3 separate regions of the Homo sapiens genome follow, and regions 1 and 3 are each linked to region 2. The links are chromatin loops, found by intact Hi-C in ENCODE. Cell type or tissue: endothelial cell of umbilical vein. All regions are shown on one strand. Region 1 overlaps CDKN2B-AS1 (CDKN2B and CDKN2A antisense cis and trans regulatory RNA 1). Region 2 has its middle 120 kb from the start of MTAP. Region 3 overlaps LOC107987053 (a long non-coding RNA gene).

Region 1 (4,000 bases), 420 kb after region 2:
GAGACACCCTTCAACAGACTGCGCTTCTTATTTTCAGAGTATGTATTTCCATGATAACACAAGTATCAATTATAAATATTAATTACAACTTTCCCTCCTCACTGCAGACTCAACCAAGAGTTATAAATCTGTGTATTACTTTCAATGCTCATAACAATCTTCTTAACCACCATAAGCAGACTGAAAAAGTCAATCTAGTTGAATTGTTTTACTTTATAATGCTTTTATAAGATACTCAGTCTGAAACTGAAAGATAGGTAGCTCTAGAAATGTGATAAATGGCCACAGAAGTAACAACTTTTAATAAATTAAATTATGGATGTTATGTCAATTTTAAGTAATGTCTCAGTTTTATATCTTGTTACCTGACCTAAATATCATTCCCTTTAGTAAAATATCTATTAAAGCTTTGTGGCAAAATAAGAACAGAAAAATGGTTTTTGATTTTCAGCTTTCTCTGGTGAATAATTTGTTTTCTTTTATTTTTCCTTCTAAAATAATCACACGTTTCATTGCAACCCTAACCCTCTTCAACACACACACACACACACACACACACACACACACACATGGCTTCTAGATTCTACATGTACAAGAGTGCAAATCAAACTACCATAGAAAAACTAAGAAGAGAGGCCTAGAAGCAAGAGGCTGATACACTATCTCAGGCTTCAACAAAATATTTATCTCTGACTATACCAAGGATGGGCAGAGCTTGCATGTAAGTGGCTTGGGCTAGCAGACTGGGTTTTGAAGGAGGACAACATGGCCATGTTCTTGGTTCGGTCATGAACTGTCTATGGCACATACCTTAAATACTGTTGGAAGGATCCGTTAGCTCCAGAGACTGCAACCAACTGCCTATGGTCATAACTCAGCTCTCAGACACATTTTGTTGTGCCCACAGAGTGCTGTTTGCCTGTTTGGTTTTTAAACCAACACTTAAAATGCAGGGAATTTAAGATAAAAATTTGATAAAAATGGGAAGATTTGGCCGTATTGGGCTCATGGTAACTGAGATGCATCTGAATGACAGGCATTCCTTTGAATTGCACATTTGCTCTTGTTTTTACTATAGGCCACTCTCACTTTCTGTTTTTTTCCCCGGCTTTGAAACGATCAGTTTTAGTACTGAAAAATTATCTAGGATACTAAAACCAGAATTTCTCTGCTAGATGGCTTGCTCATTACATTACCTACATGATTCTGTGTAAGGGATTGTGTAAGTTTTCTATGGTTGCCATAACTATCACAAACTTGATGGCTTTATAACAACAGAAATGTATTTACAGTTTGGAGGCAGAAGGTCTAAAATCAAGACTTCTGATTTTAGTCTGTCCAAGAGCCTCTGCTGGTAGGGCCATGCTCTCGGCAGAGGCTCTTGGGGAGAATCTGTTCCTTGCCTCTTCCACCTTCTGGTGGCTTCAGGTGTTTTGTGGCTTGTGGCTGTATCACTCCAATTTCTGCCTCTGTTTTCGTATGGCCTTCTACTCTGCTCCTTTAGTCTCTCCTTTAGGCTGTTTCTTATAAGACACTCACCTAAAACCCAAAAACAATCTAAAAGATTTTGCAAATATGAACATTCTAATTACCTTAGAGTTAAGATTTTCTTTTCTGCTAAGTGAGGGCATGGTGCAGAGAGCAGGAAAGATGTGAAACTAGATAGCATACAAAAATAGGTGTTCATAGATCTGGGCCTAACAAGGGTGTGGCCAGCAACTCTGCCCTGCTTTATCAGCATTAGAAAGCCAGTCCTCTCAGAAAGTGCCCAGTTAGCTAAATTCATGAGATTATAGACTATTAAGGTGGAATGGACCTCAGAGATGGTCCTTGCTCTCATCTGAGGCTTCAGTTGGGCCAGTCAGAAATGTGGGAAAATTGAGGCAGGTCAAATAACCAGGAGTACAAACAAACACAATCTATCCAGAAAACTAGAAATCTTACTAGTGACTATTCACAGGTTACTTTCTGCATTCTGGGGTTTTCATTCTAGAACAGATGTGTGTGTGTGTGTGTGTGTGTGTGTGTGTGTGTGTGTGTGTGTGTGGTGCGTGAAGAGAGGGGAGGGGTGCCCAGAAAACCATACCCACTTTCCCACATATCCCAACTATGACTGGGCAATTATGTCATTATCACCACTGATATATAGCTGGAAGAGTTTAGTGTTGCCCTGCTAAGATCTGGATTTTCTTTTCTGGAGCTTGGCTATTGGGGCATTGAGAAGTCCAGCCAGGAGGTTGGTCAGAGGCTAACCCAAAAAGCTTTGCTTAACTCTGGGCTACAGCTGGGGGTTGCCAGAGAGAAGTGCCTGGCATTCCTGCATGCTGACATCAAGCTTCGAAGTTGCTGCCCTCTGGTGAGTCAGCAGCAAAGGCCCACATCGTTCGAGAATGCTGCCCAATCAGAAGATGTGATGCCACACCTCAGAAATCTTTCTAAACCTCAGCATTCTGTAGACTTCAAACAACTCCTCCTGAGAAAGAATGTAGAAATAATTAAATTTATAAGATTAAAGTTATAAAAAGCATAGAGCCTATAATAATAACAGCAATAAGATAAACTCCACATTTGCTTTTAAAACAATTTATTTGAGTAGACAGCCAACCCCCTGTATTGTACTCCTTTAAAAAATATTTTAGGCTTTTTAAATGCTGAGGCAAGGGGACATACCAAACACTAACAGGCACATTGGGGTTTTCTGGCTATTGAAATAAAAATGTCCTTACATAACACTGATGTACTGGAATAGCACTGCGTTCCAGTGACGGTTATTGCAACTCAGCCAGCATATCTGTAGCTTGTGAGCTTTTCTTATCAGAATTTTATCTATAAATATACATATACGTAAATTCTATTGTGAAATAAAAATAAAATGTAGAATCTTCTCATCTTTCTTATTAGTCAATATTGTGCTACTCTTTAATAATTTCTCTCAATTTTTTCATTAAGCAGATATTACTAGGGAAATATACATGAGGCAGAAGGCAAATTATTTGCTTAGTGCAATGCAAACTTGCTTAACAGGTAAGAGCAGAGTCCCTTCCATAGCATTGCCACCATATGGCATTGCCATATCGTGGAGGCCATAAAGAGGAATGACATTGTAAAGATTAACTGGATTTTACTTGGCAAGGTCAGGCACCTAGATGGCATGCTATAAAATGGTTAGAAGTGCAAAGGAAACCTGTAGCTAGAGGCCATGTGAGATTATGGAAGTGACTTTTCTTACAATCCTGCCATCTGGTTTGGATTGTCAGGATCAAAACATTTCACTTGCCCAAGTGAGGATGCTCTCTACATGGTTTTGGGGATGAGGGAGACTCAGAAATAATGTTTGTGGTACTGTAGCACCACTAGGAAAAGAGAAAAATTGGACCTGACATGAAGAAAAGCATGCAGCCAGCCACTAAGACTACTTCCCACAGGACTGGAAATCTCTACCACCGTACCTCTCCTACATGCTGGGTATAAGAAGTTAAAGGGAAGCCAGATTATATTTACCTACTCTTTCATTCATTCATTCACTCATTCATTTATTCATCCATTTACCATTTGTTTGTTTTTTGTTCATTTACTTATTTAATAAAAATTGTGTTTTGCATATTCTAGGTGCCAGGCATTGAAGAACCACTGTTATTGTTCTCAAATGACTGACAGTTTAGAGGAGAAAATGGAAGAATAAATAGACACTTGTGATGCAATATAATAGTGCTCTAATAAGAGCAACATATATTGAATACCACTGAATATTAAATACCAGGGACTTTGCTAGGAGCTATAAATTAATCTCCACAGTACATCTAAGATAGAAGTTTTATAATTACTCTCTTTAGGAGGAAATAGGGGTCTATAGAGGTTAAGTCTCACAGCCTGGAAGGAGTCAACAAAAAAATACTCAGCCTTAGGTATTCTGACTAGAAGCTTGGGTCCTTAACCACCTACTCACCAATTTGAAGAAAGATGATTGAAACTGCAACAGCTACACTGACTCTTGAAAGCA
Region 2 (4,000 bases):
GATCAGTAAGATGCTCTGAGGTTGACATTCTCAGGGTTATACACACAGTAGTGGCAGAATTGGGGACTGAACCTAAATTGATATTTTCGTGAAACCAGAAGGACTTTCTTCTATTTCACCCCACTCCCTTACTAATGGTTCTCACTTAATGTTTGTTGAGTGAAACCTAATACTCAGACATGCTCTTTTCAAATGAGCTCAATAGCAGATGTCTGTTCAAATCCCTTAGGTAATTAGAAGTAGAAATGGTTGGAAATTTCCCAATTGACTATGAGTAATAGTGAGGCCATCTGGGTAATATATAAACCCATTCACACCAATTCTTCTCCAAATGCCCCAGAAGCATTATTACTTAGCAGAGCAGGCCAAAGAAGGTTAACCGGCTGCTTTAAAGGAAAGGTGGGGAAAGAGGAGCTTTGCTCTAACATGGTCAGGTCATTCTACTGCCAGTACCATCCTGGAAGGGTCTGGTTTCAACAGGTGTCAGTCCAGGGACTATTACAAAGAAGGAAACGGAAAAATAGGGCAGCACACACTTTTTAAAAAGTCTTTCCTTATTTATTCGTAAGTTGAAAGGAGAGAGTGATGGCAGAATGTGAGTGTAGTATATTAAGATATGAAATACAACAGCTGAATGAGTAGAGTGTTTTCACTGTTCTGGTAAGAATGAAATACATGGGTATATTCAAACTAAATGCTCTTATATATGCATTTCAAACTGGTATTGCTCAATATAAAGATATATGATGAAATGATAAAATTCATGCCAATAATTTAAATTAAAATCTTCTTTATTTAGAACATTAAATAGCAAATAAAACACCATAAGAAGCTGAAGAGGGTCTGTCAAAGGAAGACCACCAATCTACCACCAGGAGTCGATTTCAGTTCCCCTAAATATCCAAGCATGAGGGAATGCTGGCAATGTGAACGTTCAATGGTAAAGTATCTGAGGATTTTGCAGATGCAGGTTGTCAAACTCATCATTAATGGAAGTAATCAAGAGCTCTAAGCATCCTTTTTCTTTTCCATAAGTTCCAGGGTGCATGTGCATACATTCTAAATGCTGGTCTGTTAAACCGATGTGCAAATTTTCAAGGACTATGCCAAAAGATAATAGCAGCAAGCCCACATTCAAATGCTGGAGAAAAGGAATGGGCTCATGACAATGAGCAAGTTAGATAATGCTTACAAATCACACTCGGGAGGCATTTTCTTCATGTTCACAGAATCTGTAAAATCCCTTTGCAGCAGAGTATGGCATGTTTTATTTTTTTCTTTTTCCAAGTTAGGTAACAAGTTTAGAATATATCTAAAATTTATTGGATACTAATTGTGTCCTAGGGTCTCTGTTTAGAACATTTATTTGCACTGTCTTATTTAATCCTTACAACAAGCTTATGAGGAAAATTTCATTATTACTCTATGTATTACATGAGGAAGCTGAAGATTAAGGAAGTCAACCGTCAATAGCCATGTAGCTATTAAGTGGGCCTCTGAGATTCTAGAACAGATCAATCTGACTCCAGACTCCTTTACCACACACTGCATTATTTGATAAGAACGTAAGGGAGTTGCCCAGAGCATCTAATCTCAAACCTATCTCTATTAATTCCAAAGTCCTTTATTTTTCCATGCCCACATTCTCCTCTATATTGAATCTTGTAGTGGATTTTATTAAATGAAGTGTGGATTTTCCCTCTCTAAGAATGTCTACAGTGAAGTTATTTACCACAAGATGGTTTTCATCCAGACAGAGGTATATCTAACACGAATAAATATTTTCTGAGCATTTACCATCTGCCCCACACTACAGTAACACTGTCGAGTTCACTGAAATGAACCTGATGGCTTCTGTGATTCCAGGCAGCAACATGTTTCTCTAAATCCAATGAAAATAGGAACTTATAACATCTTCAGCTTACATATTTACTGTTAACACGAAGGGGGAAATAAAATGATTTCATTTCCCTTTCGCTGTTTGAGGAGCAGTAAAGCCCAGCTTCTTGACTTTGAGTCATACACCTTGAATGGTAGGTTGGGCAAACTGGTGGTCACCTTCAGGTCCCAACCTGTAGAGCAACCCACCTTGGAAAGCCTCATCATTCAGGGAGGTAAGTGTGCCAGGCTCCACAAACCTGGACTTGCTGGTGAAAAGTCTCTCCAGCCAAGAACAGCACAGCCAGGAAAGGGTAGTGGGAGGTAGAAAGCAAGCTCAGAGCTGGCAAGTGGACAGAATGAGTCACCTCTTTGATGTGGAGTGGTTATTCCAAACACAGCAAAGGTGAGCAAGCATTTCCTTCCTCTGACTACCCTAACTACAGCGGCAACAGCCCCTTAATGTAGGAAACTGAGTCACAGGCTAGGAAGGTTTCAGAGATGCAGGAGGAAAATTGCTAGACTATACTGTAATACCAATCTTACTAAGATAAATTTAGTGTCAGCCTGGTAAAATATCATTCTGCCTTATTTGCATAAACTAATTTTCCCTTGTTTCCACAACCTTTCCTCATTGCTCCCTATTCTTAGTAGGGATGCCAGTTAAGAAATGTACACATAGAGCAAGACCTTTCAGCAGAATTAACTCTTTAAAGGAATCAGTGAATGTGAGTGAAAAGAAGACTGGGATTGTCTTATTAAGAGAATGAAAACGCCGTAAAAAAAAAAAGGTTGTTAAACCCACTGGTGGTTCTGGGAGTGGCTGGTTCTTTCATAAGAACAGTTTGGTATACTGGGTCATGCTAGAATTCGCCTGCCTCAGCCTAAATGGATTGAGTCCATTTGCAGAAAACAGAGGAAAAGTACGCTGTTTCCACTGGTTTCAACTTGGAGCAGGATTGTCTGTTGGTGTCTCAGCATGGGGCCTTCTTCACTCTCCCTGGAAGCAAGGCCCAGAAACATAAAGGCTATGTTTTCTAGACTCCTTGTAAGTAGTGCTCTGATTTAGGGTCTTCTAACGAGAGACACTTGCACGAGAAGGTGGAAGAGAAGGCACTGTTATTGCTCTGGAGTTAGTGAGCAGGTACAGGGTCACTGGCAGATAGCAGATCTGAGGTTTTGCCAGTGACTTTTGGGGGTCTGCCTGAAAATCACCTACTTAGGTGCTTCAGACAACTGAGACAGGTGATGAAGGTCCCCTGCAACTCCTGCCTTACCTGATTTCCTGAATACTTGTGGCAGTTTCCCTGATTTTCTTGTCTTACAATGTTTTGTAAACCCTAAATTAAATTTCCTGATTGAATAGCTAAAGAGGTTTCTGTTTTAGACTAAACCCTACTTGTCACATACTTCGAAGGGGCAAAGAATATATCCAAATAATTCACCTTTCATAAATTATTAAGAATCTATTTTTATGTAAGAATTCATCTTTTTCAAACGTTTATATTTTCATTATGTACCAATTCTTGTGGCAATGACTTACAAAATTTACTATGGAGTCATGAAATGTATTTCATGCTTCTCATGACATCTGTTGTATATTAACATATGTTCATCTATCCTATGTCCTTGAAGAGTGCTATATGTTTGGTCTGTTCTTATGTCAGAGAACACAAAAATACACACACCCACAACCTGAATTTTAGTTTGTAAATTTAGTGGCTTTGTCTGAAGCTTTTCTGAGCAAAGAGTAGAAGGAGAGAGAGAAATGACCTGAATTCTTAAGAATAGCATCCAAAATTTTGACTCATATAGGCCAGAGTAAAGGGGAAAGGTGAGTCTTTCAGAGAAAACATAATCTTCGTGAATTAACTTTTTTCCTTCACAAAGATCAGGCTTAATCTTTGCTCCCTCTTGCCTCTCTCATATTTATTTTCATTTCCCAATCAGCAAAGGAAATATGCTTAATTTTAGACTTAACCTGAAGCTCAACATTGTGGGTAAGGGGACTTGTTCTGAGCAGTTTAAATTCTAAGGCCTCATGATTATTGAATAAACACTGAATGAAAATAGAGCGACTAAAATATCATGAGATTAATAAGTTTGACATGATTGTGTACGC
Region 3 (4,000 bases), 370 kb before region 2:
GGCTGCTGTGGTATCAGTGTTATCCATGGTGGGGACACTGACGTTGGCCATGTCTCCATGGGAACACTCTGTGGTTTCAGCATCCACTTTAATCTTCTCTCTGATCAGAATAATCTTAAGTAGTTGATTCAGTGCTCCCATTTGTATTGCTCCATCTCCTGAGGACCTGCCGCTCTTCCAGTCAATGTGTTAAGTATCTCTCTCTTCCTTCCAAGTTCTAAAGCTGCTGCTTGCCTTTTCTTCTTCATGTTTCATAATGTGGGCTCTGCTTTTTTCAACAAATGAGAGTCCTGAGCCTAGTGTAGTCTCTTCCTAGAGGAATCAGAACATAGAAGCACCTGAACAGGGGCACAGATGAACTTCTGCATTCTTTACCAACACGTTGGGTATAATCACGTGGGAAAGATTCTCTCTATTGACTATGTTTTTGTGCCTAGCAGTATTTAACTTCAAGTACTTAACCTTTGCAGTACTGAACTTGCCAGGCAGGGAGAGTCCAGGCATGACCATATTCATTTTGGATCCTTGATCTCACAAAACCTAGCTGTCTCCAGGTGGCACTGTGCCACGACTTCCTGTATCTCCTCCAAGGGATTCAGGGCAGAAACAAGGTTTTATGTGTCCTTCTCCAGGGGCACTGCACAGGCAGGGAACTGTGTGAGGCAGGTTATGACAATGCCCCTTGCTGCCAGCTCAGCCACCACTTCACCTCAGTTCTCCAATACTTTAGAATATATAAAAAATTAACTTCTGAATATGATCAGGGTATAGCCACAGAGATTTTTCAGGGTAAGATGATAATATGCGTACAATTTTTGCCCACTGAAATGACAAGCAACAAAAAGGAAAATCACATTAAAGAAATAAGCAGTATAGAAAATAACCAAGAATTAAAGGAGACTTAATATTTGAAAGTCGTTAAACAATCATACAAACAGAGAAAGGAAGAGAGAGAACCAGGTATATTAAACTTTTTAATATTTTCCCCTGCTCCTAAACTGAGTACCCCACATTCAGTGGTAAAAGAAAGAGACAAGAGACATATTGTGAAATATAACTGAATTTCCCAGTTTCTCTCCTCTCCCATTTCCCAGTTTCTCTCCTCTCCCATTTGAAAAGTGCAATCTGAAGGTTGGGTCTGTAACCTGAGCAAAGAATAAGAAATTCCTCCTAAATTGAAGCCTCTTCCTACTATCTAAGTAATTCTCACACACACTCCTGATTAACTTCTTCAATTACACTATTTGCAGATCACTTTAATACTTCCCAAATTCTACACAAATAGATACCTTCTCTTGATATCATTTGGCAAGAATTGTATCCTCTGATTCCTTTACAAATGTCTTTGCTCTCTTTTACTACTGAGTAAAAAGCACAAGGGATGCAAGTTGACTCATCATTGAAAATAACAGAAAATGTTTTAATTATAAAGTTGGGACATGACCTAAGGAGTGAATGTGTAAAATTAGCAACTTACTGTTAAGAAAGAGCTAATGTACCTTAACCAGGAGATTTTTCTTGATTTCCCTTGTAGTTCTACACCTACATTGGCAGGTTGTACTGATTCCCAGTCTAGCACAAAACATAGAGGGAGGGACAAGTCAAGAGGCTGGAGGCAAGGGACACGTTCTGACCCTTTCTCTCTCCACATAGCTGCCCATTGTTCAAAGAACATGTGCTTCCTGAATCTGGGAGTGTTTTCTCTCTCTGTGATACAAAAGCTAAGAAAATGGGCTTCTTCCAATATTAGGGTTAATTCTTTCCGAGAAAGATGGCCTTTTACAAATGAACGAAAATCTCCTTCAAGGGAACAGAATTCTTTTTCTTATTTTTTATTTTTTTATTTTTATTTTCTTATTATCATACTTTAAGTTTTAGGGTACATGTGCACAACGTGCAGGTTTGTTACATATTCTTTACAGAACAGAAAAGCCTGCCCTCCATAGACTTGGTGCACGTCTTTGCCAGTAGGTGGCTCTCATCCTCTGTAAATATTTCAACGGCCTCCAGAGTAAAATGGATCTTGCATTCTATTTCCTTTTTCCACAGGGATGGTTACATTATTGTAATGGGGATATTCCTTCTTTTCCAAAACTATTCACCAGGAGGGAAGTAAAAAAAAAAAAAAAAAAAAAAACAGGCCAGTGATTTGGATGTTTCTGAAACACCTAGAACTCTCACTCAACTTTTGCTTTCAGCTGATGGCTTTGTACTCTTATGGGAAAATTGACAGCCAGAAATTACAATGGAACAGGAAGCAGCTGTATGAATGGCAGTGCAGGTTAATGGTGAGTGAATGAGGAGAGCACCCTGGGATTTCTACGCTGGGGAGGGAGGAAACTAATGTCATACAGAAATGAAAGAATGGGATCCTCCAGTAAGTAGGGGGGAAGGGAGAGTGTGGCAGCCATCAGAATCAGCAAAGTATTGTGATTTTTCCATGGCTGAAAATCAAGGTAGTCCCATTTCCAATCCCCCTCCCTCCAGAAATATATATATGTATATATATGCTTGTATATACTTAAATTTTATGTAACATAAAATAAGTTTATATACTTATATTAATATACATTACATTTTTAGATTATGTATTTTGTAATTAATATGTGTAAATATAATTATGTATACTTAAGTATATACAGCTTTAAGTATTATATACTTTTACAATCTCATATAATTTAATATATGCTTATTATATTATACTTAACATATTAAAATATATTAAATTTGTATATTATTAAATATATAAGTATACATAATTTAAGCATATGTATTTAAATATACATAAAGAATATATAGGCCTGGCGTGGTGGCTCAGGTCTATAATGCCAGTACTTTGGAAGGCCAAGGCAGGAAGATTGCTTGAGGCCAGGATTTACCAGCCTGGTCAACAGAAGGAGACACCATCTCTACCAAAAAATAAAAAATTAGCCAGGTGTGGTAGTGCACACCTATAGTCTCAGCTATTTGGGAGGCCAAGGTGGGAGGATCACTTGGGCCCAGGAGTTCGAGGATGTAGTGAGGTATGACAGCAGCACTGCAGTCCAGCCTGAACAAAAGAGTGAGACTTTTGTCAAAAAAAAAAGAATATATATTTATATATCTTATATATGTTTTTGTACATTTAAAAATCCATATGTAAATATAATGTGTAAAAATATGTATACATTTATATATTTTAATATATATACTTCAATATATACTTTATATAGAATAACATATATACGATATGTTATATATACACATATACAATATAGCATATAACATATATTGTATGTTATTAAATACATTACAATATTTACTTATTTATTTGTATTTAAATATGTATATATAAATATGTAAGTGTATATTCTGTATATATCTATAGGTAACTTTATATAATACTATATTCAGTTAGTTTCAAATCACCTTTTTTTTTTTAGGGTTGAGTTAGAGAGTTGTAAAGGCTAGGAAAATGGTTTACAAAATATGTTTTACTTGGGCCTAAAAATAATCATCAATGGTGATTTGAAACTAACTGAATCTGAGTAAAGGGATTATTTTATTTATTTATACTATTCACAGAGCAGCCATTTTCTATCGCAACTTGCTGAGACACTGGTTCCCTGGAACAAGCTTCATGGGGGCTGTACAATTTTTCCTCTGTGCAAGGCACTACTCTGACAATGGGAACCTGGGCTCTGCTCCTTCACAGTTTTACAGACAGTCCCCTTTCCTAGAGTTTCAATTTGAGGGACATCAACGTGTTAGACCTCAGGAATGTCAGGGGAGCTGCAATCAAAGCTTCTCTTGTCTGGATTTGGTTAAATGTGGACTATACAGGATTATGTTATTTATTACATTGAAATTAAAGGTAACTATCATTTACCATGTTCAGATTCTCAGCCAGTAATTTGCAAACTTTATTTTATTTCATCTTTGCAGTTTCCTATGTGACAACTATTAAAATTGTCTCAATTTTGCAGAAGAGGAAAGGAAAATCTGATGTTGTTTAAGCTCC

What was found. Hi-C counts contacts between places; a loop is a spot of excess contacts. Peaks named below come from ENCODE experiments on the same cell type or tissue, not always from the same donor. Only the 100,000 strongest peaks of a DNase experiment are listed, where the experiment ranks them.
Region 1: it touches region 2 in a loop (4-fold over the local background); 1 of 110 quality-filtered maps calls a loop at or near these places.
Region 3: it touches region 2 in a loop (4-fold over the local background); 1 of 110 quality-filtered maps calls a loop at or near these places.

The regions. Positions count from the first base shown.
Region 1 is chr9:22,101,133-22,105,132 of GRCh38, forward strand. The region is part of intron 14 of CDKN2B-AS1 (CDKN2B and CDKN2A antisense cis and trans regulatory RNA 1); the gene reads left to right. Among named protein-coding and RNA genes, the nearest start is that of CDKN2B, 94 kb to the left of the region's middle. RefSeq lists enhancers at 1,476-1,977, 1,756-2,955, 1,978-2,477. In endothelial cell of umbilical vein, no CTCF peak of the experiment used is centred here; a DNase peak (open chromatin) is centred at 2,349; H3K27ac peaks cover 1,980 bases.
Region 2 is chr9:21,682,865-21,686,864 of GRCh38, forward strand. No RefSeq gene overlaps it. Among named protein-coding and RNA genes, the nearest start is that of MTAP, 120 kb to the right of the region's middle. RefSeq lists an enhancer at 1,621-2,820. In endothelial cell of umbilical vein, no CTCF peak of the experiment used is centred here; DNase peaks (open chromatin) are centred at 287 and 2,247; H3K27ac peaks cover 3,839 bases.
Region 3 is chr9:21,316,508-21,320,507 of GRCh38, forward strand. All of the region lies in intron 2 of LOC107987053 (a long non-coding RNA gene), which reads left to right. Among named protein-coding and RNA genes, the nearest start is that of IFNA5, 13 kb to the left of the region's middle. In endothelial cell of umbilical vein, a CTCF peak has its summit at 1,950 (motif pointing right); DNase peaks (open chromatin) are centred at 1,654, 1,994 and 2,254; H3K27ac peaks cover 248 bases; H3K27me3 peaks cover 545 bases.